4 separate regions of the Homo sapiens genome follow, and regions 2, 3 and 4 are each linked to region 1. Evidence: chromatin loops called from intact Hi-C (ENCODE). Cell type or tissue: heart right ventricle. All regions are shown on one strand.

Region 1 (8,000 bases):
AGAAAAAGGAAACTGGGGCTTAGAAAAGTGAAATTACTAAGTCAAGGGAACACAGCAAGGGAGTGGCAGAGCCAGGGTTCAAAGCCAGGTCTATGTGACTCTCAAGCCCAGTGGAGGTCACTCTTTAGCACACTACTGAGAGGAGGTGATGTCCCTCAGAGAAATGGAAGCCATCAACAGGGTGCTCGCTGGGAAGGAGCAACTCTGCAAGTTCCTGCTTTGTCTCCCCTGCTTTCCCTACTGTCCACACCTCCAACCTTATCTGGGGGGCTCCTAGCTCCACGTGCATACCATCAGTCCTCAGTCAGGTCTCAGGGGGCCAGTCCTCTTTCCAAAGGCCATTGCCAATGCAGCCTTCATCTGCAAAGAGGACAAGTCCATGTTCTCCCACTGAACCACAGTCTTGCAGTAACAAATTCACTTTGGAGTCATGGACCAGCCTCTGCTCCCAAGTAGATCTCAAGCCTCACAGGCCAGTGGGGTCGGGGTTAGAGGGCCTGAGGGGAACTCAGAAGGGCAGGGGCTTGTCTGGGGAGTGGAGGCAGTTTCGCGGAGGAAGTGGTCTTGGAACTGAGGAGAACATTGCCAGTTGGAGTGAGGCCAGGAATGTTCATGAATTTTTAAGGGAAAGGGAATGGAGTGTGCAAAGGCCCAGAGGCATGCAAGGGCCTCGTATGTACAGAAAAGCAGGAAGTAATTCAAGATGTCTGAAATTTGGGCTAAGTAGAAGAGGAAAGAAGGATAGCATAGGCAGATGAGATGGCATAGATAATTAATGAGCAGATAGGGAAGAAAATGCCAAAAGCAGGTCTACAAGTCTTCCCACGAGGAAGGAGAGCCATTGAGGGGTTTTGTAGAGGAGCAGCAAGGCCAGGTGTGTGAATTCAAAGGCCCACGGCCCCCACCCCCAGGCATGTTGAAGGTGGACCTATTAGAACAGGTAGAGACTAGAGCCTGCTTCAGTAGCTCAGGTGAGAGAGGAGGAAGGGCTGAACTGTGGGTGGAGAGGTCATCAATTTGGGGACACTCTTTCTGGCAAGCCTCACAGCCAACAGGCCTCATCTGTATGATGCAAGAGGTGAAGGAGACCACAGTCGCTGGAGGCACCCGCCCTTCTCTAGCTTGGTCATGTGAGGAGATCCTACAAGGCAAGGCTTCCCCAGGCCGTGGGACCTTCGCCATGAGTTCACCTGCTGACATCTTCCCTTTTAGCCTCTTTCTCACCCGAACAGCCCACTGCAAGAGCAGAATAAAAAGCCTGGGCCCTACTTTCCCACACAAACACACCACCCCCACCCCCCATCAGGAGAGTTGCTGAGGCGAGGGGCCCCGCTCTACCCCATGTGTGGCAGGCAGGAAGGGGAGAGGGGACACAGGGAGCAGGTCAGGGCCTGCTCTCTGTCAAAGGAAATATCCACCCTCCTAAGCCTTTAAGAAACTGTTTTCTTCCAAGTAGGTCCCGCTGTTACCAGGGCAACCGAGAGCCCTGGTATTTGTGTTTCTGTCTTTGGAGTCCCTGGGGAGAAGTGGCCTGCCGAGCTTTCCCTAGTCTGGGCAGGATACAGGAAGTGCTGGCCGGAGGTGGAGCCCACTCCCCACCTCCCATTAAGGGGGTGGTCTCTTGCCTGATTAATGCCTGTCCTTATCCCCTGGAAGAGTCCACCCCCACCCTCAGGAGCCACTTCTGGCGGTCAAGGGCACAGGCTTTGGCTCCTATGGACCTGGTTTCTCGGGGGCAGAATTCTGCACCTACCTTGTGGCACATCTCTCTCAAATGGGTGTCACCTGCTGTCTGAGGCAGGTATCCAGGAGGGGCAAGCTCACATCAGACCATGGTACCTGCTGAGGGATCGTCACGCATGCTATGTTTCTTGATCACTTACTTTGTGCTAGAACTGGATCTGTGGGTCGGTTCTTGCTCCAGGGAGCTCTAGGGGAAGGCTCAGAACCAAACTGGCCATTAAATGTCACACGGGCTAGTTAGTTCCCAAAGCTCTATGCTGCTCTAGGCTGGGCTGTGTTGGATGTTAGAATTGCCTAGGGAGCTTTCTAGATGTAGACATTCCTGGAGATTTTGTTTCCAACGGCGTGGGTGCAGGTGGGGAGTAGAGGTTAAGAGCATGGGCTCTGGATGTCAAACTGCTGGGGTTCACAGTCAAACTCGGCAAACAGGGCAAGTGACCTCAAGCCACTTGCCTGATTGGTTTCCTCACTTACAGAATGAACGTGGGGAAGTCACAGCTGTTTCACAGGCAGCAAGATTTTCCTTGCCTTCCTCCATCGCTCAGCCCAGGAGAGGGTTTTTAGGACCCTCGCCATCCTTGTCACCCTTCTACTGTCTTCCTTCCTTCCTTCCTTCCTTTTATTCTGATGTTTTCTTACTCCTGGCAAGCCAAAGGGCTTCTGTGAGGTGCAACTTTGTCCCCTTCCACAGGGCAGCCAGGGCCCCAGGTGGGCCCTGCCCATCTCAAGGATTTCACATTGCTATTGCAGCAGCCCAGGAAAGCATTGGCGCATCTGACAGCCAGGTCAGTCTGTGATTCTGACCGATCTCCTGTCAATTCACATCCTCAGATTTTCATTTTCACAAGCTTCTTCTAAGCCACATCTCCCCCACTTAGGCTTCTGCAGTTGCTTTTCTGAACCTGACTGCAGGATCTCAGATGAGCCCCTAGTAAAGGTCATTTCAGTGCATCCTTCCAGGTTAGGGAGAGTTTTTTGGCCCCTCATTCCCTTTTAGAGGACATTAGAGGACATCTTCTAGTCCTCCAAGCTTTGTACCACCTGCAGATGCCCTTAGCAGGCTGCCTCTAGGTCTCCATCCAGTGGCCCATTTATTCACTCACTTCTTCATTTATGTACCAAACTAGGATTGAGATTCTACTGTGTACCAAGTAGTGTGCTGGGCCCCAGGGACTCAACAGTGACTAGACAGATCAAGAAGCCATGGCCCGAGAGGGGATGAGACTCATGCCAGAGCCCATATAGAGTCAGCAGCAAGGCTGGACTGGAATCCAGGGTTCTTTTCCCCATTCCCACAGTGCTTCCTGCTTCAGGGTTGGGGCAAGGCTGACTCTGTTTGTCTTTTTTTCCACCTTCTCTGGCCATAACACAATCTGGGCTCACCTATCACTACTTGTGATGTCATAAGAAATCCCCTGGGTGCTGGAGACCTTGTCAGGCACCCTGAAGAGTACTGGGGAGTCCTAGTGCTCACTGATGAAGCCCACGACCCCATAACCCTGTTCCTCCCTAGAAGGGGCAGTCAACCACATACTTAGAACTGCCACCTGGCTGGTTCCCCCAGAGCTTCCAGAGATGGTGCACCTGATGCGTGCTTCGTTGCTTTGGCAAAGACCCAGAATCCAGGCAGGTTGAGACTTCAAGCTTGTCAGGAGTCTCTCCTGGGAGATAGCAAGCACGGTGTATTTGAGTTAAGAATGTATATGGGTTTGGGAGTCACGAAGACCTGGAGTCCCCCATATGACCTAATATCTCTGAGATTCAGGTCCCTCAGCTCTAAAAGGAGACAGCATCACCTGCCTCACTTAATTGTGGAGATGAAATGATGTTGGCGAAAGTCCCTGGCACATGGTCAGAAATACCATGGTTTCCTCCCTCCCTCCCTTCCTCTTAAAGGGACAAAGCAAATGTGCCTCTGAAACCAGGGTTTGTTTCCCCCACGGGAATCCTGCAAGCTGGAGGCAGGGGGGGTAGGACAGGGCAGAACTAGGAGACCAGCCTGGCCTGTTAGACAGCAGGGCCAGCGGAGTGGGGGCAGAGAGGTGCTAAGTGTCCCCAGAGCTAATGGGCAGCTGCAGGGCTGTGACAGAGCCACTCACTAGCTGTCAACCTTGGGCCAGTGACTTCTCTCTAAGCCTCAGTGTCCTCATCTTTAAGATGAGGGTAAGGGTAGTTAGTTCTTTCCCCCCAGGATATCATTATCAGAATGAAATAAGATAACAGATGTGAAGTGCCTGGCACAGCACTCAAAAGCAGCAGAGGCTTAATGAATGTTCCCACCCACTTCCCCTGGAAAAAAAAAAAAGTCCAATTCATGCTGGGAAACTTGGGCAAATCCCAGAATGGGATTCAGTTTCTTCTGACCCCACAGTCCGTGAGGAGCCATGAGATCTTGCTTGGAGGGCCTCTTACATGGACTGCTCTGGGGACTTGTGATTCATCACCAGCTAACTCACTGGTATCCCATAGCGCCACCTAGTGCCAAAAAGCGGAAGGGCCCTCCCCAGCCAACCTGGCCTCTTTCTCTTCCTTCACTCAAAGTCCCATGCATGCCCGTGCGTGCCTGTAGGGCTGGGCCACCCATAGTCCCCGGGAGAACGAATGCTATTTTTCAAGATGCCCAGTGCTTCCACTTCCCTCCCAACAATTTCTTCCATCCACAAATGCACAGAACTGTAGACAGGTCCCTTGAGCCTCACCGGCCCTTGGTTTCCTTGTCTAAGGATTTCAAGACTTCAGGGTAGGGTTGACTCCGGCAGGGGACCTTGGAAGTACCCTATGCCTACTCTGTACCCATCTATGCTTGCTCAATAACAAAGAGGCACAATCTTTACACACCCTTTATATTTTTATTGAGGAGAGAAAGCTTTAGCATACAGAGCAGCTTCTTATCTTCACAACACAGTAATGCAACAATAACACATGTATTCCAAAAGGGTTTCCTCCCGAGCCTCTGGGAGACCTTGGGCTGCCTTCATACCCCTGCATGCATCCCCTCCCCCCACCCCTCTTTCAACCCAAGAAAGCTCCCAAAGCCCACAGTTCCTCTTACAGCTCTTATGGCTGTTACATCACAACAAATATTGAAGATCTGGGAAAGGAAGGAAGAGGGTCAAAGGGAAGCCCAAGCCCCTCCTGCCCCAGAGGGTGGAAACCAGCTCACTGCTCATCTGCTCTATCCCTGGCTGTAGCTCTGAGGGTTCAGGGTGAGAAGCACCATGGGAACAGGCAGGACCTGTGCTGAAGGGTCCCTGGAAGTGTGGGTTTAAGGCACCCGTCCTTCACACTTCTCCACAGGGACATGGGGCAGCAGGGCCAGAGTGTTGACCATCAGCAAACAGGGTCCACTGCCTCGAAGAATAGCAGGTCCCCTCGAAGAATAGCAGGTCCCCTTCTGGAATGCACTCTTGAGGAAATCAGATAAAATCAGCTGAAAAACAGACAAAATTTTCTTTACAAAGTTGTTTACTCCTGCCCTGGTGGGGATGGGGAAAACCAGACAATTGAAAGGTCCAACAAATTAGGAGAATGCTTAAATGAATTATTCAGTATGCATGACTGCACAGGTGGCAGCCATTTTAAATCCTGCTGATCAAGAACTGGCAGGGTGATCTCAGCTTTGACAAGACATAGCAAGAACACACTAGAAAGGAAAGCAGCAAAGTGTTAATAGTGCTTGCCTCTGTGTGGTGGGACTCTGAATGGCTGGGGGGTTTTTGTCCTCATAGTTTTCTCTATTTTCCAAACTTTCTTTAATGATTATGTATTACTTTTCTCTTTGGAGAGAGGGGATCTTTTTAAAAGGTAGCAACAGGTTATAGGAATCCAAATCCACTGATCCCCAGGCTGAGAAACAAAAGCGCTAATGAAAAGGGCATCTTACCTCCCACTGATGAATAGAGACCTCACCAGAAACCAGTCAGAGGACTGGGTTTCTCTGCGACTCCTCTTCCTCCAGCTTTTTTCTCTTGCCTCCAGGCCCAAGATCCTAAGGTCCGCCTGAGATTATCGGTCAGACTCCCATGAGGAACAGAGGTTGAATTTACTATGCTTTCTTCCCTTTGGCCACAAACCCTGGCTGCACTTGCTCTGCTGCCAGTCACTGTGCAGAAAGTCCAGTGTCCAGGGGCAGTTCAGGCCAGCAGTGGATTTGGCTGGCATTTTATGGCCAAAACTGACATAGTAAGTGTGTGTTTTTCACTGCAGAAGCAGTGCTTTCTGGACTCAAGGCAAGCAGTGGGTCTCTTTATAAGGGCACCTGAGTTTGTACCTAGAAGTCCCAGGAGTTCCTAGGAGGCAGCCACCCTCTTAAGCTTTACTGTGTCACTGAAGCACAGCAGCAGGCCAGGGGTTGGCCCCCATGAGGGGTCCCAGCTGTGAGGCCACGGTAGGTGCAGCCTTCCTCTCTCCTCTCAGAACTAAGGGTTCCTTGAAATTGAAGGGAGCTCAGAGCAGGCCATGGGCCCTCTCTCTGTCTGTCCCAGAAGGAATGGCCAATCAGGCCTCCTCTGCAACTCCAAGGATAGAAAGTGTCCTGCAAAGACCTTTGACTGGGGGCTGCAGTCCAAGGCCTGGCAAGGGGAGAAGACCACCATCCCTAAGGAAAGAGTCACTCTTTACAATGGCAGAATGATCGTTGCTGCTTCTTTCTCCTCCTCCTCTTCTTCCTCCTTCTCCTCTCCGGAACCCTAACTGGCTACCCTTTAGGCAACATCAAGGAAAGTTGTGGAGCCTGCAATGTTGGGCGCTGTCCACCGGGGGTGCCCAGGAGGGCAATGTGGTGAGAGGAAAGGGCTCCAGATGTGTGGCAAGTCAGTCCAAGAGCCCTGATACAGGAATCTGTGCAAAGGTAAACTCAAGTGCTGTAAGTGGAACCAGCCTGCACAGTCAGTCAAGGGCAAATCTCCGTCAAGTTGTCCATTTGACATGTGGCTTTGCACACTCTCACTGGGCTAGATGTCGGGTCCTCTTCCAGGCCCTCTGCTGGAGGTGTGGCATGAAATGAGTGTAGGATTCTAGGGACATTTCTGGATACCATCCTGCTCACCATCGATTATATCTAGCAACTGGCCTCAGTGGCTTTAGGAGTTCAGGGTAGCCTGTCCTCTTGCTCATTGGGGCAGATCAGTGAGGCATTGGGTGAAGTCCTGGTGGGTCAGTCAGAGAATAAAACTGTAGAACATAGGGTGAAGAAACGCAGGAGAGGTGAGGGTTAGGAACAACCAGAGGGGAAATACAAGAGGGTGACCAGTTCATTTATGGGAACAGGCCCAGAAACTTGCTCTCCAGCTCGTGGCCGGACTGAGCAGAGTACATGCCAAGAGGGCAGCTATTGCTGATCCCTCCTTTCCCAGGTGGCCCTGGTTGGGCACACGTCGCTCTCTGGTCACGGTTGCAAGATGGTCTGGAATTCTGCAGGTCTTCTTCAGGTTCTGCAGGTCTGAAACTCCCTGAAGTCCTGGTCAGCAAATGGGGCAGGTATGGCAGCAATAGCAGGGGCGGGGGATGCAAAAGAAGGGTGTGTTCTGGGTGGCCATCTGGCCCCAGCACTCAAACTCGAATTCGGCCACGAGCAGCTCGGTGGCCCCCCTGTCTCGGAGTGAGGCGGAAAAGCACAGGGGGGCGTCTTCGAACTTGGCGTTGTCCTAAACGACCTGTGCGGCGAATCAGTTGGGGGGAGCTGTAGAATGGTGAATTGGTGCCTGGAAGGCCTTCCAGAAGTGGGACTCGATTCTGGTTCCTCCGTCTGCTAGGCTGTATTATGGGAGGTGATGCACCCAGGAAGTTTTCGGCGTGGTAACCACTTGTGGGGCCAGAAGTCTGGGATGACGCGTGAACAAAGGTCGGCTCCATCTCCATCAGCTCATCTAGGTCATCATCTTGGGCCTCATCCAGTGGCTCCTCCTCCACCTCACCATAGGTCTCCTCAGTCCCTGGATCCTGCTGTGGCTCTCCTTCTGGTTTCTGGCCCCCATCCTCATCTTCATCTTCTTCATCCTTACTCTCTCCTTCCTCCTCATTCTTGTTCCTTATCTCCTCCTCCTCCTCTTTCTGTTTCATTTCCTCTTCCTCCTCCTCCTCCTTCTCTTCCTTCTTCTTCATTTCTTCCTCCTTCTTCATCTCCTCCTCCTCCTTCTCCTTCATCTCTTGCTGAAAAGCCCTCATGCGCTTCCTCTGGTCCTTGGAGTGAAGCCTGTGCCTGCGTGCCTCTTGGTCTTCATCTTCACTGTAGTACTCTTCATCTTCACTTTCTTCCT
Region 2 (8,000 bases), 46 kb before region 1:
TTCTTTCCCCACCACTGCCACCACCACTGCCCAAGAGTTGTTCTTATGACCTCTGGGATTTCCTCATTAACAGAGTAGAGACACCCTAGGCCACATGGTCATGGCCGTACAGCCATTATCAAGCTGGGAGAAACCAGACAAGGCTCTGACATTGAAAAGAGGCAAAAATGATGCTTGAGACTACAAGGAAAGATGTCCTTGGTAGGAGACCCTGCACACTGATGTGTCAGCTCCTCATCACCCCTAGGCAGTACTTTCAAACAATCTGGGCTAACGTGGCCTCCTAAGTGCCATCTCCAGTCATGTGGAGTAAATTGTCTTTGATGAAACCTTCATTTCTCTCAATAGCAGATTTTCTATTTCAAAAGTCAGTTTCCTGTCAAAATCTCCCAGAGCACAGACAGAGGGGTGTGGGGGTCCCAGGAGCAGGGTGAGGCTCCTAATTGCTCCCCACCATTCGGGTGGAGTGTGTTCTCTGAGTTTTGTTTTTGGCATTAGGGAGGGTAGCACAGAGCCACCTCTATCAATTCCTTTTGTGGAATTCATAGGCCTGGTCAGGGTGGGGTGCAGGTGGGGTGCTCTTTGGGCCCTTTAAGCTTGTCTCAGAGATGTGCAATCCCCTCCCCGATGCCACACAGGAGATAAAAGTCATGCACTGCCCCTGTGGAATATTCTGACCCACCTAGCAGCCTGGGGCCCTGCTTCTGCTTCTGGGACCTGGCTTTGGGGGTTTCTAGCTTCCCAGGCTGAGCTCTTCACACTCCCCCCACCTCCCCACTGTTGAACACTGCCACTTCTGGCCTCTCCCCTGCCAGAATCTTGACTATCCCAACCCTGCACCATAACCGTCTTCCTGGCTGGCTTGGGGGATGGGAGCTGTCTGCCCAGGGTACAGAGCGAGGTTGGAAAGGTTGAGAGTCATGATGCTCAGAGCCAGAGGTCACACTGCTGGTTCTGAGGATGAAGATGGCTCCCCACCGCCCTCAATTACAGGTCTCCAACCCCAGAAACATGAGGTCTGTGTCATGGAAACTTATATACACAGCCGTTTCCCCACCCAGGGACAATAGCTTACCATGACTCCAGCCCAAAGAACGCCCAAACCTGAGTTGGGGGAACAAAAGACAAATATGGACTGGGACTCTAATTTGTGGAGTCTTCCCATCTCAAATAACATGTGGCTCTGGCCATGTGCAATGTGCAATGGCAGCTCCTACCACAGCAACAGAAGCCACCTCCAGCCCAGAGGGATCCGGGGTGAGATGTGACTGTGAAACAGGATGACAAACTCAGGTATGTGTGAGGCAGGCCAGAGACAATAGCCAGTGGGAGAGCCAAGCCCAGAGTAGGAGCAGCAGTGTTTTAGAAAGGTGGCCCTCCTGCGCCTTAGAGGGAAGGCCCAGGGTACCGGTCAGAAAGGCCATAGGAGGACTGCTAGGAAACACGGGCCAGCTCCAGCAGGGCTTCTGTGGAGCCAGGCAGTAGCTTGAGCAGTGGGCAGATATTTACTCACAGAGTCAACATAGCAACTTTATGGCACAGGTCCTTTTATTAGCTCCTAAAGGGCATATATAAATGAGAAACCGTAGACTACATAAGTGATCTATAGATTAGAAACTGAGGCTCAGAGAGGTTAAGTGACATGCCCAAGGGCACACAGGCTGTAAATGGTGAGGCTGGGATTTGAGCCCAGGCAGTAGGGCTCCCAAGTCTGTCTTCTTAGCCCCTATGCTAATCTGCCAATGTGAGGGGGGTAAGAGTCAGGCTGTCCTTGCTTTTAGCCCACTAGCTGGGCTTTAAGACTGGACTTTCCTAAAAACTGGTGCAATGGTTCTCCACCTGGGGAGATTTGAAGCAGTATCAATGCCTAGGCTCCACCCCTCAGAAGTTCTGGTTTAATTGGTCCGAAGTGAAGTTCAGCCTTCAGAGAGTACAGAGGGTAGGGTGGAACTGCAGTTTTCACAGAAGCTCCTCAACTTAAAAACACACAGCATCTCTCCCATCCTGACAAACATCTGACTCCCTTCTCTAGTTCTGCCTCTCCCTCCAGCTACGGCCCTCTTTCCTCTCTAACCACAGCCAGACTTCCTGAGAGGTGTCTCCCCTCCCCTCCCATTTCCCTCCTTAACCTGCTGCAGTCTGGCCTCCGTGAAGCCATCCTTGCCAAGGTCACCCTCTGAGTGGTGCTAAAGTGAACAGTGCTTACGCCTCGGACTACTTAACTTCTTGAATGCATCTAACCATTCCTTGCTCCTGGAAACTAACCCTCTTCCCAGCTCAGGGACACAATGCATTCTCCTTGTCTGGGGATTTCACCTCAGTCTTTTTATATGGCTTCTGTACCATGCTGTACAAATACATTCTGAAGGTAGGGTCTCCAGAGACCCATGCATGAGCCCTGGCCCTGCCCTCAAAGAGTTGAAAGTCTTTTCAACGCAGATGGCTCTGGCCATGTGCGAAGGTAGACCTCCATCTTGAGCCTTCCTTCAAGCTGTTTCCTTGTCTTTCTGTGTCCCTGGCAAAGATAGAAAAGAGAGTAAGTCTCACGCTGAGTCTCTTTCCACCCTGTGAGCAAGAGCCAATGATTCCTCTCTTCCGATTAGAAGACAGTTACTGGAACGAGGGCTCAATCCATCGCCCATGCTCATTTTGCCAATGTAGTCATTTAGTAATGAAGAACAAAGAAGTCCCTTTGTAAGGAGCTTCTCCCACATGCGATTTGTTTCCTGGGTCCTTGTCCTTCCAAACAAAGAGAAACAAATTGGAACAAGATATGTTTTCAGTGTTTGAAAGCCAGTGATTCTCTTGTGCTTTGTGCACCAGGAAATAGGCTTTGCTGGAATCTGCAGTCTATTGGCGGAAGTGTAGGTAGGTGAAGAGGTAGGGAAGATCGGCAGGGTTCTCCTGATGCCACGAAGAGCAAGCTGGATGACCCCAAGTCTCATCCTTTAGCTGTTGGGCCTTGGGAAAGCCCCTTTCCCTTTCTGAGCCTCAGTTTCCTCCTGGATTAAATGGAACTAGTTGTCTTTAGCTCCTCTGTGGTGAGGATGATAGGAGATGACCTCTATGTGCTGTAGAGTAGGCCATTGCTAGGCGTTGGGGGAAATTGAATGGAATTGCATCCAGCCGTAGTTCACAGACTCGTTCCAGGCCAAGAGAGAAAGTGTGTGTGTGGAAGAGAGACTTGCAAAAAACAAGGCCTATCCCTGTGCACGCCTCTCCTCTGGGAAGGAAGGGGCCTGCACAGTGACAATAGACCAGGGGCGCTGACTCAGACAGCCAGTTCCTGTTCATTTCCCCTCACTGCAGGACAGCCGCTGAGCGGGAGGTCAGCCCTCTGAGGGGCTCTGACTCGGGCCTTTGGCTGAGAACCTTACCTAGAGAAAGACAAGCCCAACTCACAGTAAACTTCCCTCGCCTGTCCGCTGTGACTGGGCCGACGGGTCCAGGGTGGCTGTGGGTGGAGTGCAGCGGGGTGGAGAAAGAGAGAGGAAACTCACTTTTGAATCCTCAGTTGCTTTCCCTAGGCTGGGCTGCCCAGGAACAACTTCAATGGGCAAAGGAGTATGTGATCGATGGGACCAAGGTGCTGGGAAACGGGGTTCAGGAAAGTCCCTGGGCACCCACTGAGGAGCCTAGGGACAGGGTTTGGGACAGTGTGGAGCCCGTCGGCTCCCTGCCCCCAGTGTGGGCTCAGCACACACTTTTCTCATGTGGATTCTTGGTTATCCACACCGCTGGGATGGAGAGAACTGACTCTGTCACCCTCTTCTGGATCCGGGGAGGTGAGTCGTTGGGGGAAGAAGGGTGCATGCTCAGCAGAGGGGAAAAGGGAAGGAACTGGGGCTCATGGAGGAGGAGGAGCTTTCTGCACTCACAGCTATGCTGAGGCAGCCTGGGCTGCTTTGGGAGGGAGTGGGACTGCGTTCTAGAGGTGTGCACAGAGGGGCAGGATGGCCACTTAACCGAGATCCTCTGAAGGGAATTCATAATCGGATGGCTTTGGAAGACAGGGTGGATGTGATCACATCCCAACCCTGATATTCTGGGATCCTAAAGGATTAATAAAAGTGATGGAGGAATTCTGCACGTGTGTGTGTGTGTGTGTGTGTGTGTGTGTGTAAGAATTACTGCACCTCTTACTTCCTCTACTCTTGTCCCAGATTCTGAGGCCTTGTCCCTTCGGTGGTAGAAAATTCCATCTCATTCAATCCATCTCATTCAATCTTGGGGCTTTATTTGCCTCCTGGACTCCTGCTAAAATGCTGAATTTATTTTTGCAATACCAAGGCATGTAGGCAAGGAGAGGCAGGAAAGGGGTTCCTGTCACTGGTCTTCTGTACACACAGGTTGCTACCAAGGGACCAAGAGCTTTCTAATTGCAGTTCAAGCCAGACCTCCTGGCAGTAAGGCAGAAGCAAGTACAGGGCCCTGTGCCACACTAGGACCCCTCTCTGGCTTCTGTGAAGAAGACTAGCCACGTGGTGGTGGGGGAGGGGGCGCGTGATGCCACAGTGACATGCCCTTGAAAATGTCTGGAAGCTACTGCTTGTGGAGGTAGCTGGCAGGACAGACTGAGTCCATGCTGTGTCTCTGGAGTTTTAGTTGGCCCTTTGCATCAGGCGTATGCTCAAAAGCAGTTTATGAGCTAAAGTGGTGACGGGACCAAAACCGAAGTCCCATGAGGACCACGTGCTGTTTGGCATGGAGAAGAATCAGAGGAAAGTGATCTTTGGTCTTCAGGTCTTTGAGGGACTGTCACTGGATGATGGGAGTAGATGCGGTCTGCGTGGGGCCTCAGGAGGCAAAGCTGAGGTCTGTAGACAAGGAGGAACTTTCCAACAGACCCTCCATGGGTGCAGTGGCCTGCCTTGAAAAGGAGCCAAGGGTCTTGGTAACTTTTGCAGGTTACTTTTTTCACAGAGACACAGAGTGAGCCCTAGAGAAGAAGGGCATGTAGGAGCGAGCTTTCTGCTTCTGAGGGAGAGAGAATGGGAAGGAGGGGCCACCCTCACCTGGGATGAAGGCCCAACACCCCCCTGACCTCCACCTTCACAACTTCTCACCTGGTTTGGCCTCCCTCATCTCTCTCCCTCCTATGGGGCTCCCTGCTTCCACTCTCCAGCCCATTCTCCACTCTGCAGCATGAGCGAGCCTTTAAAAAACAGACGCAGCTGCTCAAAATCCTGTGATGGCCTCCCATGGCCCACTGGTGAAAGTCCGGATTTATTTCTCTTCTCTATTGCCTCCTTTCTACTCTCTAAAAACAGAGCTGAGATAAGATCGTTTCTCACTCTAACACAGCTCTGACATTTCATAAATCTTTGTCCTAGACAACTGGAAAGGGCTATATTTAACCTTCCGTCCTGTAGCTTTTAATGGAGGGACTTGCTTCAGGCACTGCCTTCTAATGCCACAGGAGACCAGAGTTTTTCTTTGTTCTCTACCAGCAGAGCCGCGACCTCGACAGACAGAGGCCACAGCTGGCCTCTCCCTCCAGTGAGACGCACAAGTTGCTTGGCCAGGCATCGGCCCTAGAGCATCCACCTTCCCCTGTCTCTAGGTGAAGGAGGTCCCTGTCCCACCCTGTGAAGTGTGACCCTTCAACTTTCTTATCTGCATATACTTGAAAGACTCCTCATTAACCCCATAGCTGAGATAAGTGGGCCAGGTGAGCACAAGAATAGGTCAGACAGGGCCTGGAGGTATGGGCTTGGGAGTCTGGGCTAGGGGAGGGAGCCAGAGAGAAGAAAATGTATGGTCAGGAATCTGGTTGCGCAGGGTGCAGGGGCGAGGGTGGGGAAGGAAGCAATGCTAAGTAATGTACCAGGCCTGTGCTAGGAGCTTTGCATTAATTGCCTCCCCTTTCCTGCCTCTCCTTGCCTACATGCCTTAGTATTGCAAAAGTAAATTCAGCACTTTAGCAGGAGTCCAGGAGGCAAATAAAGCACCAAGATTGACTGAGATGCATTGTCTTTGCATTGATTGTATTGGTTGTGTGATCCTCACAAAAACCCTGTGAGGTGGGTACCATCCTTACCCACATTATACTCCAGTGAGGAGGCTTAAGTGACTGAAATGACTTACCTTAAGTCATACATAGTTAGGAAGCGACAGAACAGGGATTGAACCCAGGCCCATCAAACTCCAAAGCTTAGTTGCTTTGCCCAGTCCCAGGATGTCCCTGGCTGACCTGGCACTGCCCTTTGGAGCAGCTCTGATGTGCTGGCCTCTCTCATTTCCTTGGGTTTCTTTTATAAACACTTGAGCCTCTGGTAGGTTCTTTCCACACTGCCCATCACACAGGCCTCAGGCCCACCGCCAACCTCGGCCAGGCTGAAGAGCGCAGCAGTTTGATATCTCTGATGGTGCCCCATGCTCTCAGGCCTCATGGGCTGGCTTCTCCCACATTCTGTACTCCAGCCTTGCAGATAACAGCTACTGGGATCAGTAGCCTAAAACAATGAACTATACTATTGTTTTTTTTCATGTTAACAGTTCCCTAGACTGCTAACACTAACCACCTCTGTGGCCTTGGACAAATTGTGTCCCTTCTGTGGTCCCAGCTTCCCCAGAGTGGGAAGATAAGACACTCTCTCTGGCCCTTCTGATTCAAAGAGTCTAGGATTCCCAGGGTCCCCCTCTCTCCAGCCCCACCGTTGCTGGTTCCCCCCTACAGTGTTGGGATGAGGGTAGCCAAAGGCACTGGTTTGGAAACCTTCGCTGAGCCAAGCAATGGCTCCAGAGCCAATGGCCACAGCGACAGAGTGGCAATAACAACCACATTTGTAGGCTACTTTAGTGCTTACCAACTGTTTTCACAGTCTGCGAAGTGGCAGGGAGGGAACTCCAAGGCGATTTTAATGGCACATAGTACATCTTTAAAGAACATTGAATTACATGGTGAGAAAATGATTCTCTTTTCCTTCTCTTTCCAGCTTTCTGATTACATCAAGGACAAGGTCTCAGTGTGGTGCTATTCTTCAACTTCTGTAATGCTTACTAATCTTCTTTTGTAACAAAGCTAGAGCAGGCCTCAGGCTCAAAGACATGGACAGGCAACAATATCTACATAGAATTTAATTACTCTCTTCTGTTCTCATTGTATTTCTTTATACAGCCACTTTCTATTTATGGCAAGTGATACTCCTTTTGGTTTTGGTTATGGTTTCCATATAGAATTTCTTTTAATATAGATTTATTTGTTTAAGAAAAAAAAACAATTCACTTAGAGAAAAAGATTAAGTGAATTGTAAATAGAACCAGTGGTGCCTACATACAGCAAAACTTGTGAAACTGGTACCCTAATGGCCAAAACTTGGGGAACACTGGAATGTGGCATTCACTCAGCAGGTGTTTTCTGAGCACCAAGTTCCTAAGGCCTAGAAGGCCCTGCACGATCTGTCTCTACTCTTGTCCCAGATTTTATTGCCCCTTACTCCCCCTGCCCACACACTGTCGTGCCTTCCAGCATGTTGCATCCTTTTTCTGGAATGTCTTTCCCATATCCTTGCCCACTCATCAAACCTCAGCTTATCCTTCAAGACTCAGTTTAAATGGCACCTCCTCCAGGAAGCCTTCCTTCAAATCCCCCAGGTTAAGTTCAGCTTAGCACCAGGTTCATGTCTCTATTGTAGCATCTCTCACATTCCCATCATTCACTTACAGGCCTATATCCTCCACCCTTGGTTGCCAATGCATTTTATAAGAAAAGCTTGAGAAGAGAGGGGGAGAGAGAATATAACTGTGAGTGAGGCCTATGTCAGTGACTGGTCCTGGGGACTATCACAGCTCCTGGTGTCACTTGGAATTGAGGCTTTCCAGATGCCAAGCCAGAGCCTGCACAGGCCACAAACCCAGCCTGGGGTCTGCAGGTCACATGCGGGAAGTTTATTGGGGTACTGCTAGGATCAGCATCTAGAGTCTAAGGGAAAGATGCAGGACTGGTTGGAGGGAGAAATTGGACTATGATGCTGTCCTAATGACAGCCTCAGCTGACA
Region 3 (8,000 bases), 100 kb before region 1:
CAGGGCGAGGGCACGGGCCGGGGAAGCAAGCGTTGCCGCGCCGCTACCGTCGGGGGCCGGCCCCCGGGCTGCTTTTCGTGCGCGGAGCAGCTCGGCCAGTCACCAGGCGCGTGCGGAGGCGGCGAGCCTGCGAGGGCGGCCGGTGCGGGCGCAGCCGGCGCGATGAGTCACCATCCCTCAGCACCTCCGGAACACGAGGCTGCTTGGAAGCAGCCGGGCCCCCGCCCGCCCTCCTCCCCCGCCCCGCGGAGTGGCGGCGCCAGCCCGATGCCCGGCAGAGGGCGCTGCAGTGCGGCTGCGGGGCCACCGGCCCGCGCTGCTCTGGCTGCCAAAGGCCGGCGCTGCCTTTGGCTCAGAGGGAAAGATCGGGGCCCAGGGATGGGGTGCGTGAGGAATGAATGTTTCTGCAGTGCCAGAGGTGGCTCTGTTTTTGATCCAGAAACGAAATGGACTTCAAGATTCAGACACTGGGCAGAGTGATGGGGCCGACACGGCCCCTACTGGAGAGTGTCCAGTCTTGATCGCCCCAAGCTTTTGAGCAGGGATGTCCTGTCCGAGGCTGGTGTCGTCCCCACTCTCGCCAGAGAGGATCTGTGATAGGATGAGTCTCGCCTTTCCAAAATGAATCTGCCTAAGGACCCAGTCCTTGATCTCCTCTGTGACCTCTTTCACCTGAGGTGATGGAGGTTACGAAGATTGGAGCTGTCTGCAGTGGAGCGCAGGAGAAAGTGCACAAGCTTTCGGGTGACCAGGGTTTCAGTGCCAGCTCCATCATGAGATTGCTGTGTGACCTTGGTCATTTCATTATTCATTCATTCATTCAGAAAACACTCACTGTGTCACAAGGCACTCACGGTGAAGGGAAGAGAAGGAGGCCAAGCCTGTGGAGACAATTGCCCTGACCATAAAATAGCTTAGGCCAGGTACAGAAACCCGACACGTAGGTAAACACTGGCTGAATGAACAAATGCGATGATTTAGTCACCACACACTAGGGCAGAGATTTTTGGTCACTTATGCTCCCGAGTACATGGAACAGTGCCTGACACACAGTGGGTGCTCAGTAATTTGTCGAATGAATGACAGAGGAATGTACTGAGTGTTCTGTGAGCACAGCAGAGGCCACCTAACTCACAAGATTCTGTGCTGTTTGAACCGAGTCTTGAAGGAAGGGTTGGGATTAGTTAGGCAGACAAGGGCCAGATGGAGGGTGATACAGGCAGAGAACAGCCTGTGCAAAAGCTAGGAGTCCTCAGAGTTCTCACCTCTCTGAGCCTCAGTCCCTCCTGTGAGAAGGAAAGGATAGGGCTGGCTCTGTAATTTCTCAGATTTTTCTAGATCTAAGGTTCTCAGATTCAACAAATGAATCCAGTTACCCTAGTCAGAGCCTGACCAGTGCTGGGCAGTCCAAGAGACTCAGGTTTTGACTTTTGACTCAGCCCATCTGCAGAATAAAGGCCTGGTGATCTCAGGCACCCCTTCTCCATCTGCTTCCTCTGTCTTTCACCTTAGAAATCTCCCCTGAATCCTATCCCCATAGGATAAACTATCTGCAGCACAAAAGTCAGCACTTACTTGTATTCTGCCATGATTTTTCTTCGTGTTATTTTTTGAAATAGTCTTTATTTACAGATTTTTACACTAACACAGGCTAATTGTGAAAAAACAGGAAAGTACAAAGAAGAACATAAAAACTCTCCGTAATTTCACTACCTGGCATAGTTCCTTGATTTTTTTATGCCTTCATTAAAATACACACACACACACATACTTCAGCTCACACAGCAGCACTGACACAGATCGCTGTGAGTCTTGTGTTCCCAGCAAAAGCATGAGCTGGGGACAGTTCTCTCTTTCTCTCCATTAGTTTGTCTCTGATGGGAAGAGATGTTGGCTGGGACCCCAAAACTCTGACTCTTTAACCAGCTGCAGATCATCAGGCTAAATCCTCAAAGAACATACTGCTCAGAGGACGTTTCAGTCTGAGGCAGGGCTCTGGACGCAAACCACTATATGGCCTCTTCTTCCTTCCTGGAGTTGGGCTAGGGTTAAGCTAGATTATGTGGGGGCCACTAGCCCTGCTTTGGTCCAGACCAGAGACAGTGCTGAGCAGCTTTCTAGGGAGGGGGGAAGGGAGTGCTCTGGGATTTACTGCCCCACCTGTCTGAGAGAAGCCCCCAAAATAAACCCATAACCCTAGCTGACTTGGTTTCCCTTGGCCCCTGCCGTTTTAAAGCTCCATCCCCAACACAGTGGCTCCTTTTTTGCCCTGGTTCCTTGCTTTTCAATGTGTAACCCATGGACCAGTGACATAGAAAACAAGATCTCTAGATGATGGTTTGTATGTTGACTCTGAGAAGCAAAGTGCAGATTCTGTTTCAGAAGGTCTGGAGAAGAACCTGAAATTCTTCATTTTGTAACAAACTCTCAGGTAATGGTGACATAGCTGGTCCACAGACCACACTTTGAGTAGCAAAGATCTAGATTCCTCTTTTGACCTTGTCTTCTCTGAAAGTGAAAGGGCAGGGGAAACTCCCTAGAGGTGAGGGTGTGTACACACACACACGCGTGCGCATACACACACACACACACACACACACACACAAATATTGAGGACTATGTTCTGGGTGTTCAGTGAATGCTTGCCCTGTTAATGCAGAAAGCTGAGGAGTGAGAAGACTTAAAGCTGTGTTCCCACCTCTCCAATCACTTATTCATTTCAGTGATGATAGCATCAGTTTCTCAGTCACCAAATGGAATTGGTTCCTTAGACATTTTTGCCCTGGCTCTGCCTCTATTTTCTTATTGCTTCTATTCTCAGACACTTCTCATCTATCCCCTGCCTTCCTGTCTGTGGTCCCTTTCCCTCCAGTTCACTGCCTGTCACCCAATTCTTGTTACCCAAATCCAACTTAAAATCACTGGACGTGTGTGCTTCAAGGGAGAGTAAGTGGGCAGAGAAAGGGAGCTTCTCCTCAGGGCCCAGGTAGGCCTTCAAACTTCCCTTACTCTGAATCTATACTGGGGTAGCATTATTATTCCCTAGGAAACTGAGGCTCAGAGACATTGAGTAACTTGTCCAAGGTCACACAGTGAGGAAGTCAGAATTGAGATACGAATCCACATCTCTTTAGTTTTAAAGCCTGGGCTCTCCACGATATCATCCCTTCATCTTACTCAGGGGGAAGATGAAGATTGGGTGACTTAAGGTCATTCAGGGAGTCAGGGATGGGACTGAGGCTGGAAACTCCCTTCTTCTGACACTGTAAGTAAATTTTCATTCGGTAGCTCCTCTGCTCAGAAGCCTTCAGAGAAACCCTCTTGCCTATAGAATTGAAACTTCTGAGCCTGACAGCCAAGGCTGTCATGGTGCCCCTGCCTCAGCTCGGCTTCTCCTTCTTCCCCAGCACTTTACTTGGCATGTGGAGGTGCTAGACCATCTCTCTTTTCCTCACCTACCAGTGGGGTTCTTCCCTGAATCCTGTTCCTCCCTAGCCTCAGTCATGCCTTAGAATTCCTCTACCATGGTGCCTCTGCTCTCTGGGATATTTTCTCGACCTCAAACACCCAGGCACTCTACCTGCTTCTCAGAATCTTTCCCATGCTTCAAGAGCATAGGTTCTCACCCCTCTGGGAAGCCCCCCACCCACCAAAGCTGCCCTGAGCCCTTAGAGCCTTGAGCTAGGAGCCTGTCACTTTAGCAGTGCTGCCGCCTGTTGGTGGTTTGAAGAGCTCCACCCCAACTCACAGATGAGGCCAATAAATATTATTATACTATAATAAGCCTCTGCAGCTATACCCCATGGCTTGAAGAACTATTTCCAGAATCTTTCTTCTCCATTCTGAACTTGCTTTCATTACTTTAATGTCTCAACCCATTTGGGCTGCTGTAACAAGATACCATGGACATGTGGCTTAAACAACAATTTTTTTTTTCTTACAGTTCTGGAAGCTGGGAGTTTTAAGATCACTGCACCCATAGATCCGGTGTCTGGTGAGGGTCCTCTTCCAGGTTTGCAGATGGCCCCCTTCTCCTTGTGTCCTCACTTGGCAGAGAACAGAGAGAGGAAGCAAGCTCTCTGATGTTTCTTTTTGTAAGGGCACTAATCCCATCATGAGGGATCCACCCTCAAGAACTAATCACCTCCCAAAGGCCCCATCTCCCCGTACCATCTCACTGGGGAGTAGGGTTTCAACATATGAAGAAGGGTGCACAGACATTCAATCCATGACACTTAGTGTGTCTAGGTCCTAGAGACCGTATCTGGTTTTCACAACTTTCCCAGCCCTGTTAGAGTCTGAGGCTTAACTTAATCCCCACTTTTTGATCCTAGATGCTGCTTCAGATCACCCCACCTCCATGACTTACCTATTATACCTTGCACCCAACAGCTCTTTGCATTCCAGCCTGGATACAGTACCCCAGGTCCCTGCTTGGCCTGAAAGGAAAGTCAAACATGGCTGCCTGGTTATCCATTCACTATTTCTACTACTTTCTAGATCTTGTCTTCATAAGTAAACTCTAAGCTCCTGGAAGGCAGGACTGTCTGTGTCTTATTCTTTTCTTTATCCTTTGCAATACCAGCATTTTCTTTTATTCATTCATTTATTTCTTAAAGACTGAATGTTCATTCTCTGCCAGGCTTGATACTAGGTGTTGGGGCAGCAGAGGGGAGACAAATATGGTCTAATATATTCTAGTAAATTCAAGGCAACAGGGAAGTCCAATGACATAAGATTGGCAAATTGACTTTGGGCCCAGGCCAGTAGAAATACGTGTGAAAATGGTTGGGGAACAGGCAGGGCCTGCCTATGCCTAGAACAGATAAGGAAGAAAATCAGGCTGGCGGATGCTGGAGGCCTGCTTCAAGAACCTTGGGGAGAAATGGGAGAAGGAGATGGAGTATTGTCTGCTTTTTCCAAAATGAGTGCCTAGAAAGGGAAGTGGCAATTATGGTCCTGATGAAAACAATATTTCCAGTTGTTACCTGAAACAATAGGATCTGGGGGTGTGATTCTCAGAGGTGGGTGATGTAATGGGAATAGCACTAAACTAAGCTTTCTAGCCCTCAAATTCCATGACCCTTTGACCTGAGTTTTGGTTTCAGCTCTACCTCTTGTTCACTATCAGACTTGGCTAGCTCCATTCCCCTGGCTCAGCCTCAGTTTCCTCCTCTATGACATGGCAGGATGTGGAGTGGGGTGGTGAGTGAGGAGCTTGGACTCAGGGACTGCAAGCTTCCTCTGAGCTCTTGACATTCTTGGCATGCAACAGGAAGAGAAGCATGGATTAGGAAGGTTCTATTGGAGGTTGAGACTGGAGGCAGGGAGGCTGGTGGGGAGGCCGAGGCAGCAGTGCCAGTAGGAGTAGAGTGGGAGAGGGCCTGAGCCAAGGCAGGAGCTGACAGATTGGTGACATATTTAGGAGGAAATGGAACCGACGGGAACTGTCAACTGATGAGATGGTGAGGATGAAGGAGGAGGAACCAAAGAGGATGGAGATTTGACTGTGCCCTAGGAGGCCTGAGGGAGAGGAATCTTGGGTCCCAGGCCTAACACTGCCAACAAGCTTCCATGTGACCTTAGGGTCTCTTTCTGTTTCAGTTGCCACATCTGCACAGTAAAGAGATGGCTCTGATGCTCCCTAAACCCCTCCCTGACCCCTAACAACTATAACAAATTAGGGAGCGCTGTGGGTTTCCAAATCAGTCTTTAATTTGTTAGAAGTTTGTAGGAAAATTCTGAACTCTTACACAGGAAGCTGAGATCTATGGTAGGGCTTGTAACTATAATGGTTTGGTGGTGAGGTAAGGACAGCGACTGAGGCTACAAATGGGGCTACCAGGAGAGGCCCTGGGGACTTCTCCTCAGGTGAAGCCCAAGAGTTGGCAGTCCTTGAAACACGGGCTTACTTCTTGACCTAGGAAGATGTGGCCTTGGCAGTATTTTAAAGGAGACATTTGAAGATCCCAGATCCCAAAAGAATACAAATGGCACAGTACTCTGCATGGTGTTTGAGCCATTTTTGCTGGTTCATTAACTCATTTCATCCTCACAGGTACCTTCATTTCACAGATGAGGACGGGCACAGAGAGGCTGAGTGGGTGGTCTAGATCACATAGCTAAAGAACAAAAGAGCACACAAAGCTGTTTCTGGGGCAGTAAGCCACAGTGCTATTAGCAGCATCTGTGACTGTCACTACTAGAATCACAGCTATTTTCATATCACATTACGGTTGTGGCAGGGATCTCAGAAAATCATCTATGCTCATCACCACTTCAAAATGATAATAGTCATTAGACCCACTGCTTGATCGTGTTATATTGAAGGTGTTAATCAAGAAGCACATATGACTATATTGTAAATTGCATCTCAAGATACAGTAATCAGTTTCCTTTATAATCCTAGGTAATTTATCTAATACATTTAGAAGCATTTTTTGAAATATGCAATACATTGTTATTAACTATAGTTGCCTATGTTGTGCAATAGGACACCAAAACTTTTTCCTCCTCTCTAACTGTAACTTAGTGCCTATTGACCAATGTCTTAGATTTTAAATATTCTCACACATAATAAATGTGTGATAAATGATCATAATGATACCTATTTGAGGTCATGGATATACTAATTTCCCTGATTTGACCATTCCACAATGTATACATGTATCAAAACCTCACAATGTACCCTATAAATATATACAATTATTTGTCAATGAAAAATAAAATAAAACTTTAAAAACACAAAATAATAGCTACTATTTTCTACCCCCAAAGATCTCCCACCTATTTTTTTCCTAGAAAGGGTCCCTAAGCCGTGCCAGACTGCCAAAGGCATGACAAAGGGGTCCACGCCATGGCCTAGAAGGCACTCCTGATAGAGGGTGGGCTGGAGGCTTGGCCAGGCTCTGTACCAGGCACCTCACCTATGCACTCTCACCTCACCCTCCCAACTCCAGGAACTCGGTGTGATTATCCCACTTGACACACAGGAGACCAGCGCTAGACAGGAGGGAAGCCTTGTCTACAGTCACCAGCATGTAAGTGCGGAGCTGGGACACACATCCAGGTCTGTCCGACCAGAGTCCATTTTGTAACCACTGCAGCTCTCTGTCTCCTCTGGAAGGTGACTGCCAGCCCTTAAATGGAGTTCCCTCAAAAACAAATGACCCATTTAGGGCAAAGGACACCTGAGTGGAAACTAAGTGACACCATTTTTTTCAGCCCCAGTGCACATTTCCAGACCTGGGGTGTGGAATGAGGGCTCTTCCAGGTATGAAGGGAACGTCTTAGAGCAGTACTCGGTTTGATGCTTGGCAGCCAGGGCATAGTGGTTGATGGCCAGCTGCATGCCTGAGTTCAAATCCCAGCTATGCCACTTGCTGTTTGTGTACTCTTGGACCCATTGCTTAACCTCTTGATGCCTCAGTTTCCTCAATGTAAAATGAAGTTACTGATAATATCTCCTAAGGTGGTCCTGAGGATTCAGTGAAGTAATACACATAAAGCACTTGGCACTGTGCCTTGAGCTGTGGTGTGAACCAGTGCCATTATTTTCTCCTAAGAGAGTAATGCATGAAGGAGACTCAGGGCTCCTGGAAGACCTTTGACGTCTATTAACCCTTTGTCCCTTCCCCGTCTGTTATCAGGGTCTCCCCTGCCCGATTCCCTGATGTATAGACAGCAGGAACCTTTAAATCCAATGTTCCCATCTGTGGCTGCACATTAATATCACCTGGGGAGCTTTTGAAATGGCGCTGCCCAGGCCTCATCCCAGACTATTGGAATCTGACTCTAGGGATGGGGATGGAGTTGGAGTATTTTTTCTGCAGCTCCTCAGGAGATTCTAAAGTGGAGACAAAGCTGAGAACCATGGCCTCAGAAGGAAAAGGGCCTGTGTGCTGCTCTTTGGGGACAACAAGGAAGGAAGAAGAAACTCAGAGATCATGCCCTGCTCTGCAGACAGGATGAAAAAGAACAGAAGCCCAGGCATGGGGAGG
Region 4 (8,000 bases), 210 kb before region 1:
CCTTTAGTAAGGCTCTTCATATCTTGCTCTGCCTATAATCCTCCATTTATTCATTCATTCATTCAGCAGGCATTTTCAGAGTACCTGTGGTGTACCCGTCACTGGGCTTGGCACTGGGCATACAGCAGTGAACAAGACAGAAGTGATTCCTGCTGCCATGCAGCTAACAATCATGTGGGGGAGACAATATTATTACAAAGGAATATTAGTATTACTATTAAACAAGGATGTTCATATCACCCTCCAGTACACTGTGCCAGATACTGTGCTAGAGGGTGATGTGGGAGCACAGGAGAGGACACTTTACCCTAGCTGCTTTCCTGCCCAGCCAGCTTGGCTGGAGCACGGTATTTCAAGAACTCTAACTTTCCCTCCACATACCAGAGCCTGGCTCCCTACGCTCCTTCCTCTGAGGCTTTCTGCATCTCTGCTCACCTCTTGAACCCAAGGCAGCCCCTTATTCGAGGTCTCACCTTTCCTGTTGGGAAGAGACTGGATAAGAAGCAAGGTGACAACTTATATTCCCTTGGCTTCTTCCATCATACATGCAGACCCACTCTAGTCCTGGCAAGGGAGGAGGGACTCTGCTGTGAAGTGACTCCATTGCAAATACTTGATGTTTCCTTGACGAAAGCCAGGGCCATCTCATTGATGAGGCTGGAGTGAGAGCAGACTAGGCTGGGGGAAAGGGGGTAGGGCCAAAGCTGGTTTGCTTGGAATTGGGCTTGTTATTATAGATCTCTGAAAGATTCATCAGCATCAGGAATCAGAGTAGTGAGGGAGGCTCAGCGACCAGGCCCAGTCCAGGCCTGCTGTGCTCAGGCAGTGAAGCTCTGACCACACAGTCTCCTTCAATCTGCTCGTACCTCATTTCTTCTTCTCCAGAGCAGAGATCAGTCTAAACAGCTCATAGGTCAAGGAAAAGTATCCCTGGAGAGTCCAGCCAAGTCCCTGCTTCCTCCCAGTTGCTCTCTTGGCTCAGGTTTGAGTTTGCCAAATCGAGAATTTGGGGTTTTTATTCTGCAACTGGATTTTACATTTCAGAAAGGGTACAAGTCTTTTGCCCATTTGTTGATTCTTATTTTAATCAGAACCCAACTTTTCTAATATCCATGTTCTAATTTACTAAACAAGAAACAACTATATGCTGAAAAGGGAAATCGGATTACGCTTTTACTTTATTTTTAATTGACAAACAATTATATGTATTTATGGGGCACGATGTGGTTTGATGTATATATATTAATACATTGTGGAATGATTAAATCAAACTAGTTAACATATCCATTACCTCACATATTTACCATTTTTCTGTGGTGTGAACATTTAGAATCTATTAGCAATTTTGAAATATACTAGTTGTAGAACCTTCTTGAACTGCTTCAGGGACAATTAATTATCTGAAGGAATGCATGAAAACAGGCCACGCTTAGAATCATTAATGTAGATGCAGGTATTCTGTTCAAAGTATTTTACTGGCCAGTGTGGTGGCTCATGCCTGTAATCCCAGTGCTTTGGGAGGCTGAGGCAGGAGGATTGCTTGGGGCCAAGGAGTTTAAGGCCAGCCTGGGCAACATAGGGAGATTCCGTCTCTTCAAAAAATAAAAACTAAATTAGCAGGAGTGGTGGCACGTGCCTATAGCCCTAGCTACTCAGGAGGCTGAGACCGGAGGATCCCCTGAGCCCAGAGTGAATTCAAGGCTGCAGTGAGCTGTGACCACACCACTGCACTCCAGCCAGGGTGACAGTGGTAGATCTTGTCTCTTAAAAAAAAAAGTGTTTTGCTAATGGATTATAAAGGATTATAAGGATGTGAACATTTGTAAGAGGAAAAATGAGAAGAGAATGAAGAGAAGGAAGAAACCGAAGTACACCAAAGTCAAAGAAGTGGGTTAGAGGAGAGTCAGATGGGAGCTCAGTGTGTTGAAAATAAGCGTTCTGAGTGGAAAGGTCCTAAGTGCATGAGGACATATGCTCACGTACTCTGGTTTTCTGAGGACAATAATGTGCCCCCTCTTTTCTGCCTTCTGGAATGGAGAGAAATCAGGCCGTGACCACAGGGTTGCCCGCACTGAAAGCACATCTCGGCTCCTGTAACCCTCTTCGGAGAGCATCCCAGCAGCCCAGCCTGGCCAGGGATAGAGCCTATCCCAGCTGGCGGACCCTACCAGAAGGAGGCGTCCCTGGGCTCTCTTTTTGCATAAACTATGGAGTGGCGTCCCTCTATCTGAATTAAGTCTATTGTTCCAGAAAATGGGTTTGTTTCTATTCATCCACTCCAATGGCTTTACAATGTCCAGCCACTGTGGGACTCCCTAGAGACATTGTCTTCTTGAACAGTCGAATAAGATATTTGGTTTTTTGGTCCTTATTTCCAAGCTCCTGGGTGCTAGAAGGTTGTATTCACAGCCTAGTCTAGCCCGTGCGTGGCACCGAGTACGTTTGGGAAAGGAAATCTAGATCAATAAAGTCAAACTATTCGGTCGGTCTTCGCTGATTACCCGCTGGTGTGGGCGCGGGTGTGCTTGAATTTTTTTTTTTTTTTTTGTAATTATGAAGAAAAAGTTTAAGTTAAAAAAAAAAGCAAAAAATAACTTTAACCATCAGAACTGGGAGTGGAGCTCCTCAGGAGGACCGGGGCACACATTCTACACCGTACCTTACGTCCCCCCTCACGCAGACATTCCTTCTTTCACGCTCCAGCTCGCTCTTTTTACTCCTACTTCCCTTTCTCCCTCTCCCGGATCAAGCGTTAATCTGCGAATCTCTGACCGCAAAAGAAGAAAAAAAAAAAAGGTGGGTGGGGGGATCCCGAAGTAGCAGAGCTAGGAGGAGGAGGAGGAGAAAAGAGAGGAGGAGGAGGGGGGAGGAGGAGGAGGAGCCCGGCGAAGCAGAGTCAGAGGGACTGGTGGCTCCGGCGAGTGTGCAGCCCCGGGGGAGCCGGCGCTCTAGGCGAGGAACCCGTCAGCCCGCCTACCCGCCCGTCGTCTTTGGCGCCCGCACGCTCTCCGGCCCGCGCCCAGGGGCCTGCTACACCCGGAGCTGGGGCCGCCGCTCAGGGGCGCTCGGGCCAGGGGCGCTGCTCGGGGTGAGCCCGCCGCGCCGCCAGACTGGTCCCCTGCGCCCGCGCCCGCGGCCGGGATGCCGTTCTACAGGCGCACGGTGGTACCCCAGCGCCTGTGCCCGCGCAACCCGCCGCAGCAGCTGGCGGAGCTCCGCGACGTGAGCCACCTGGCAGCGCTCAGCCTGCTCCGGCAGCTCGCCGACCTCTGTGGCCACTCGTTGGCTCTGCTCGAGGACCTCGAGGGGCACCTGCTGGCCCTGGGGCGCCGCACAGACAGCCTGTACCGGCGCACCGTGCGCCTCCGCCGCCGCCTTCCCTGCCGCCTGCTTGGCCCGGAGGAGGACGAGGAAGAGCTAGGTAAAAACGGCGCCCCGGTGGCTCGCGGCCCCGCGTCTACCCCGCCTCTAGGGGCGCCGGTCGGCGCTTAGCGCTGTGCCCACCCTCTCCCCGCCTCTCTCCGCCCCTCCCCTCCCCTCCATTCGGGGAGTGAGGGGATCCCATTTCCCCGACCCCCGCCTCCGCCCCACGGTCGCCCTACCGCTGGAACTTCCTGCTCTTGGACCCGGTCGCGCCGTCCGGAGTGGCCCCGTGCCCTTGGGACTCCCGACCCTGGGGTTGGTGGCCGCCTCCTGGGGTTTTGGCTGGGGACGCGCTGGGTCCAGGACGGCTTGGGCGATACTCCCCCTACCCGCCCACCTAGCCCCAGGCCCTCGGCGCCGTCCTCATCGCCGCGTCGGGAGCTAAATGGCCGAGCCGCTGGCTTCTTTGCTCCTGTCTAGGAGCTCGGCCACTTCAGAAAGCGCGCCGCAGCCGACCGCAACCTACGCGGCGGCAGGAGCCGGCGGTGGTGCCTACAGGCTTTAAACCTGTGCAACTTCCCGCTGGAGCGTGGACGCGGCTCCCACTCACAGGAGTGTCTGAGCGTCCTCCCGCTTGCTTCTCTCCGCACGTTTTGGGCCGCTGTGCTGGGGAGTGGCCGGGAGGGGGGAGGGGAGAATGTCCGGGGCTTTGCTGACCCCCTACCCACTACCGCTAGGGTCTGGCTGTTATTTGCTGGAGAGAATCATTTAAAGAAACTATCATCAGTTTCCTGAAGCGCATTCACTTTAGGAATCAGCCATGCCTGAGAAACCAGGTTCCAGTGGTGCCCTCACTGAGCACGCGGGACGTGTGAGAGGGTAGGGGGGCTACGCGAGCCCTTGTCCTTTACTGTTTTGGATCCCAGCACTTTACACGGGGAATCCTCTGTCTGTGGAAATGCAGTGCCCCTGAGAGTGTGGGACTTCTGCTGAAAGCAAGGGGACTGAGTAGGCTGGAAATGCTGACTACAGCTGGGGCATGCCAGGTACCAGGGCCAATCGGTTCCTCCAGAAAGCTGGGGAGAGAAGGAGCAGTGTGGCCAGAAAGTTTCCAATGGGGGCAGAAGATGACTGCTGGCTGATTTCTGAGTGCAAGCTTCCAGCTAACTTGGGAAAGAATTGCCTGGGCCAGCCCCTCTTCATTGCAGACCCCACCCCATCCCCACCCCTTCCAGAAGGACTGGAGTCAGGCCCTGGCACCTCTCTTCATAAAGGTCTCTGACCTCTGAGGTAGATGGCAGAGGTCTCTGGTGGAGATAAATGAACTGAGTCCTATTGGAAAAGAAAGGTGGAAGCCACAGATGACTGCCAGATGGAATGTAGACGTTGGACCAGGAGCCTCTGCATGGCAGGGGCTCAGTTTTTTGCTGGGGTCCCACTGATTACAGGATTAGTCTAGGAGAAATTTGATAAGTCAGCTTGAGGAGTAGTTTTCAAAATCCCTACACAGTTTGCAGAGAGCCACCTACTGAGTTCAGTAGGGTAAGTTAAGGACAGTTTTTTCAACTCTACCTTCCTGTCCACTGAATTAGCAAGCCCTTTCTGTGGGAGGGAAGGCAGGGCTTCACCAAGTCACCTTTGGGACCTAACCCTCTCCGGTGATCTGCCAGGTTAGAAGGAGATGGCTTTATGCAATGGATAGCTTGCAATGGAGAGGAACAATTGTTAAGTTAAATTACCACTGGTTTGGCTTCTTGGCAGTTTTCAAGAGCAGGAAGAGTGGCCATCTCTCATCCCTGGTGTGGCCTCTTGCTTTTGAGAATGTACATGTCCCACGGCTCAGAGGCACCCAAGGGACTGCTGCATAAATGGAACACAGCTACCTTCTGTAAGTTGGTGAAAAGGTCTGATTTTCCATTTTCTGGTCTAATGCCCTACCCTAGACTCCCCTTGAAGTTCTCAGTGCACACTTTTCTCTTCAGGAGCTGTAATTGGGTAGCACTGAAATTAGGCCTTCTCAGCAATGGTCTGAACATAAGTGCCAAATGCAAAGAGAGTTGGGGAGCGTAATCAGTGCACCATCTGGCCACTCCCTTGTCGCTCAGGCATAAGCTTCAACAGGGTGTTTAGCAAGCCGAATATTAGATTTTGACCGTAAGTAAGTAAATAAATGAACATTGTCATGTCTTGCCCTTTTTTCTTCCCTATGCGTTTTCCTCCTAGGATTCCCACTCCCTTACTGACCATTTTGCTGGGGGTCAGCATTTTACCCTGCATATCCTCCATCTGTCTGGATTGCCCTCAGATTCTTCCTCTAGCTATTTATTTTGACCATGGGGCAGGAGAAACCTGGGAAGGTGGGAGGAAGGTTGGAAAGCAACATGGCCAGAGTGAATGACAGCTGACAGGCCAGCAGTATATAGCCTCCCTGCAGTGACAACTTGGCTGCCACTGACTGAGTAGTGGCAAGTCAGACTGGCCTATAGCCTGCAGGCTGGGCTGGGGCCCTGAGAAGCAGCAGGGGAGGACAGAGAGAGGAGGAGCGAGATAGAGGAGGAGAAAGTGGATGCTGAAGAAGTTGAAGGTGCTTCTCTACACAATCACAATCATGGGTCATGCCCCCACCATCTTCAAGGTTACAGGGGTGGACTGGGCTAGGCTAGTTGCCTCGCAACATCCCACCCACTCCACTGAAGGCTGTTCTTTGGTAACATGAACCCCTTTGAGACTGCCCTAAAAGCTCTTGTAACTGGTATGGTGTGGGAGATGGGGATGGAAGGAGGAGACGGTAGACCACAGGACTGCCGAAGGCCCCTGTGGTTGTGGATCTGTGGCAGTTGCCACACCCTAGGCATGGCCCTGCCTATAAGTTGAGGTTTTCCCCACATCTGGTTTTGAATGTGTCCTGTTTTATGGCATCTGTGGCCTGTACACTGGGTTCTTCATCTAAAAAATGGTGTAGTCAAAGCCATTGGGAAATAGCTCCATGCCTGCCACCATATGCTGAGTCAATCTAAGCTTTCCAACTTCTCCCTTGGAGATCTATATAATGTTTGTAGGTGCTTAGATGATAATTACAAAAGCAATCAGGCCATCCGCGTAGGGATATAATATCTCCTTTGCCATCAAGGAAGTCACTGAAGGGCTAGATAATTCTAGGTATGTTTAATAACACTGGAAAACTATCATGTTACACTAGCTCATGAACTTGCTGTGGGAAAGATGTTCTGTTGCTTCTTACAATTATTTTGGCTTGAATACAGCCAGTTGGGTCCGTGGTGAAAACTCCCTCTTCATCTTTATGTAAAATTCCTACTTCTTGATTTTCCAACTTTATGGCAACTCTGGCTCCAAATCAGAAAGGACAGCTGGTTTATTTGTGTTTAAATCATAATTCCAGTGTGAGGATAGACTGTTGTAAATCTATACGGAGATGAAAAAATGAAAAAAGCACCTCCAGACTGCAATGAGTTTGCCATTAGATGAGGTGTTGTGGACCCTGAGTCTGACCGTCCTTGCTAATGAAGAGAAGAGATGGCCTCTTGAGTCAGATGGAGTGGGGAGGGTGGCAGGAATTTGGGGACTTGGAACAGGCACTCAGCCAGGGCTTACTTTGTCTCTGTGGTACGTTTCATCCCGAGGCTCTTGGGACAGAGGGTTGACAGAGTATGGAGGGAGAAGCAAACCCATTTTCTTTTCTCTTCCCACCCCACCCTGCTTTCCATTTTCTTTTTAAATACCATGAAATTCCTGGTCTGCTTCATGGTATTTCCATGTGTTGAAAACATCTTCCCTGGAGATTTGGATACCAAAATGTCCACTAGAATTTCTTCCACTTTAGAAACAAGACATTTAATCTTCTCTTTTTTAAGACACATGAATAGCTAAAGTGATAAAAGTGTCAGGATGTTGGAATAGTAGAGTAATAGGAGAAGATTCAAGTTATGGCTCTTGGGCTCAACCTTGACCTTGACGACATTGATTAGGTTTTAGGAGGAGAGTGGTATATTTACATCATCTGTTCCTGTACCTCTCTGGTGTGGTACCAACAATTCAGTCATTAACCACCATATGTGTCATAACACTTGACATCCCGGACCCAGAAAGGGGAAGGTACCTGTCCAAAGGCACCCAGCTGGATCAAGACCTTCAGTAGTCATGAGTGCTGAAAAGATTTTAGTGCCTCCCCATATGTAATTCCAAGTGAAAGCAATACTAAACCTTTAAACAAAAATGTTACTCTTTTTAAATGGCTCAAAGCTCACATGGATGTTGAAATTAAAATATCTTACTAGATTCTTTCTCCCTTCCTCTCTGTCTTTTGTACCCCTGCTGTTGGTGGCCTAATCATGTATTTAATCTGCTGATTTGGGAATGTGGTACCGGCTGGGTCACACAGCAGGTCAGTGACAGGAGGCCTCCACCTAGAAGCCATGCCTTCTGACAACCAGACTAGTGCTCTGCCCTCTGCAGTGATGCTAAGTTCAAAGTCAGTTGTTCTTCGAGAGTCATTTTCTTGGCATTTTCTCTAGTTGGAACTTGTCCAGGATGAGAAATAACTCCTGTTACCTTTAGTAACTGAGGGCACCCTGTGGTTCTGTAGTTGTGGCCGGGGGTGAGCTGAAGCTGGAGAGGAG

What was found. Peaks named below come from ENCODE experiments on the same cell type or tissue, not always from the same donor. Only the 100,000 strongest peaks of a DNase experiment are listed, where the experiment ranks them.
Region 2: it touches region 1 in a loop (2.1-fold over the local background); 15 of 110 quality-filtered maps call a loop at or near these places.
Region 3: a loop joins it to region 1, with 8 times the contacts of the local background. A loop is called at or near these places in 96 of 110 quality-filtered maps.
Region 4: it touches region 1 in a loop (3.0-fold over the local background); 12 of 110 quality-filtered maps call a loop at or near these places.

What each region holds. Positions count from the first base shown.
Region 1 is chrX:72,122,538-72,130,537 of GRCh38, forward strand. The region is part of intron 1 of NHSL2 (NHS like 2); the gene reads left to right. It overlaps RTL5 (retrotransposon Gag like 5), which reads right to left. Exons shown (of 1, transcript NM_001405151.1): 1 at 4,573-8,000. The coding sequence ends at 7,294. Among named protein-coding and RNA genes, the nearest start is that of RTL5, 5.4 kb to the right of the region's middle. In heart right ventricle, CTCF peaks have their summits at 4,223 (motif pointing left), 4,422 and 6,493; DNase peaks (open chromatin) are centred at 1,499 and 4,224; H3K27ac peaks cover 4,712 bases.
Region 2 is chrX:72,076,482-72,084,481 of GRCh38, forward strand. The region is part of intron 1 of NHSL2 (NHS like 2); the gene reads left to right. Among named protein-coding and RNA genes, the nearest start is that of RTL5, 51 kb to the right of the region's middle. In heart right ventricle, no CTCF peak of the experiment used is centred here; a DNase peak (open chromatin) is centred at 3,320; H3K4me3 peaks cover 2,902 bases; H3K27ac peaks cover 4,432 bases.
Region 3 is chrX:72,018,485-72,026,484 of GRCh38, forward strand. The region is part of intron 1 of NHSL2 (NHS like 2); the gene reads left to right. Among named protein-coding and RNA genes, the nearest start is that of RTL5, 110 kb to the right of the region's middle. RefSeq lists a silencer at 1-375 and an enhancer at 356-405. In heart right ventricle, CTCF peaks have their summits at 281 (motif pointing right) and 3,729 (motif pointing left); DNase peaks (open chromatin) are centred at 147 and 1,922; H3K4me3 peaks cover 491 bases; H3K27ac peaks cover 1,462 bases.
Region 4 is chrX:71,907,947-71,915,946 of GRCh38, forward strand. NHSL2 (NHS like 2) reads left to right here and starts at 2,899. Exons shown (of 8, transcript NM_001013627.3): 1 at 2,899-3,421. The coding sequence starts at 3,142. In heart right ventricle, CTCF peaks have their summits at 2,178 (motif pointing right) and 3,481; no DNase peak of the experiment used is centred here; H3K4me3 peaks cover 2,449 bases; H3K27ac peaks cover 1,318 bases; H3K27me3 peaks cover 2,276 bases.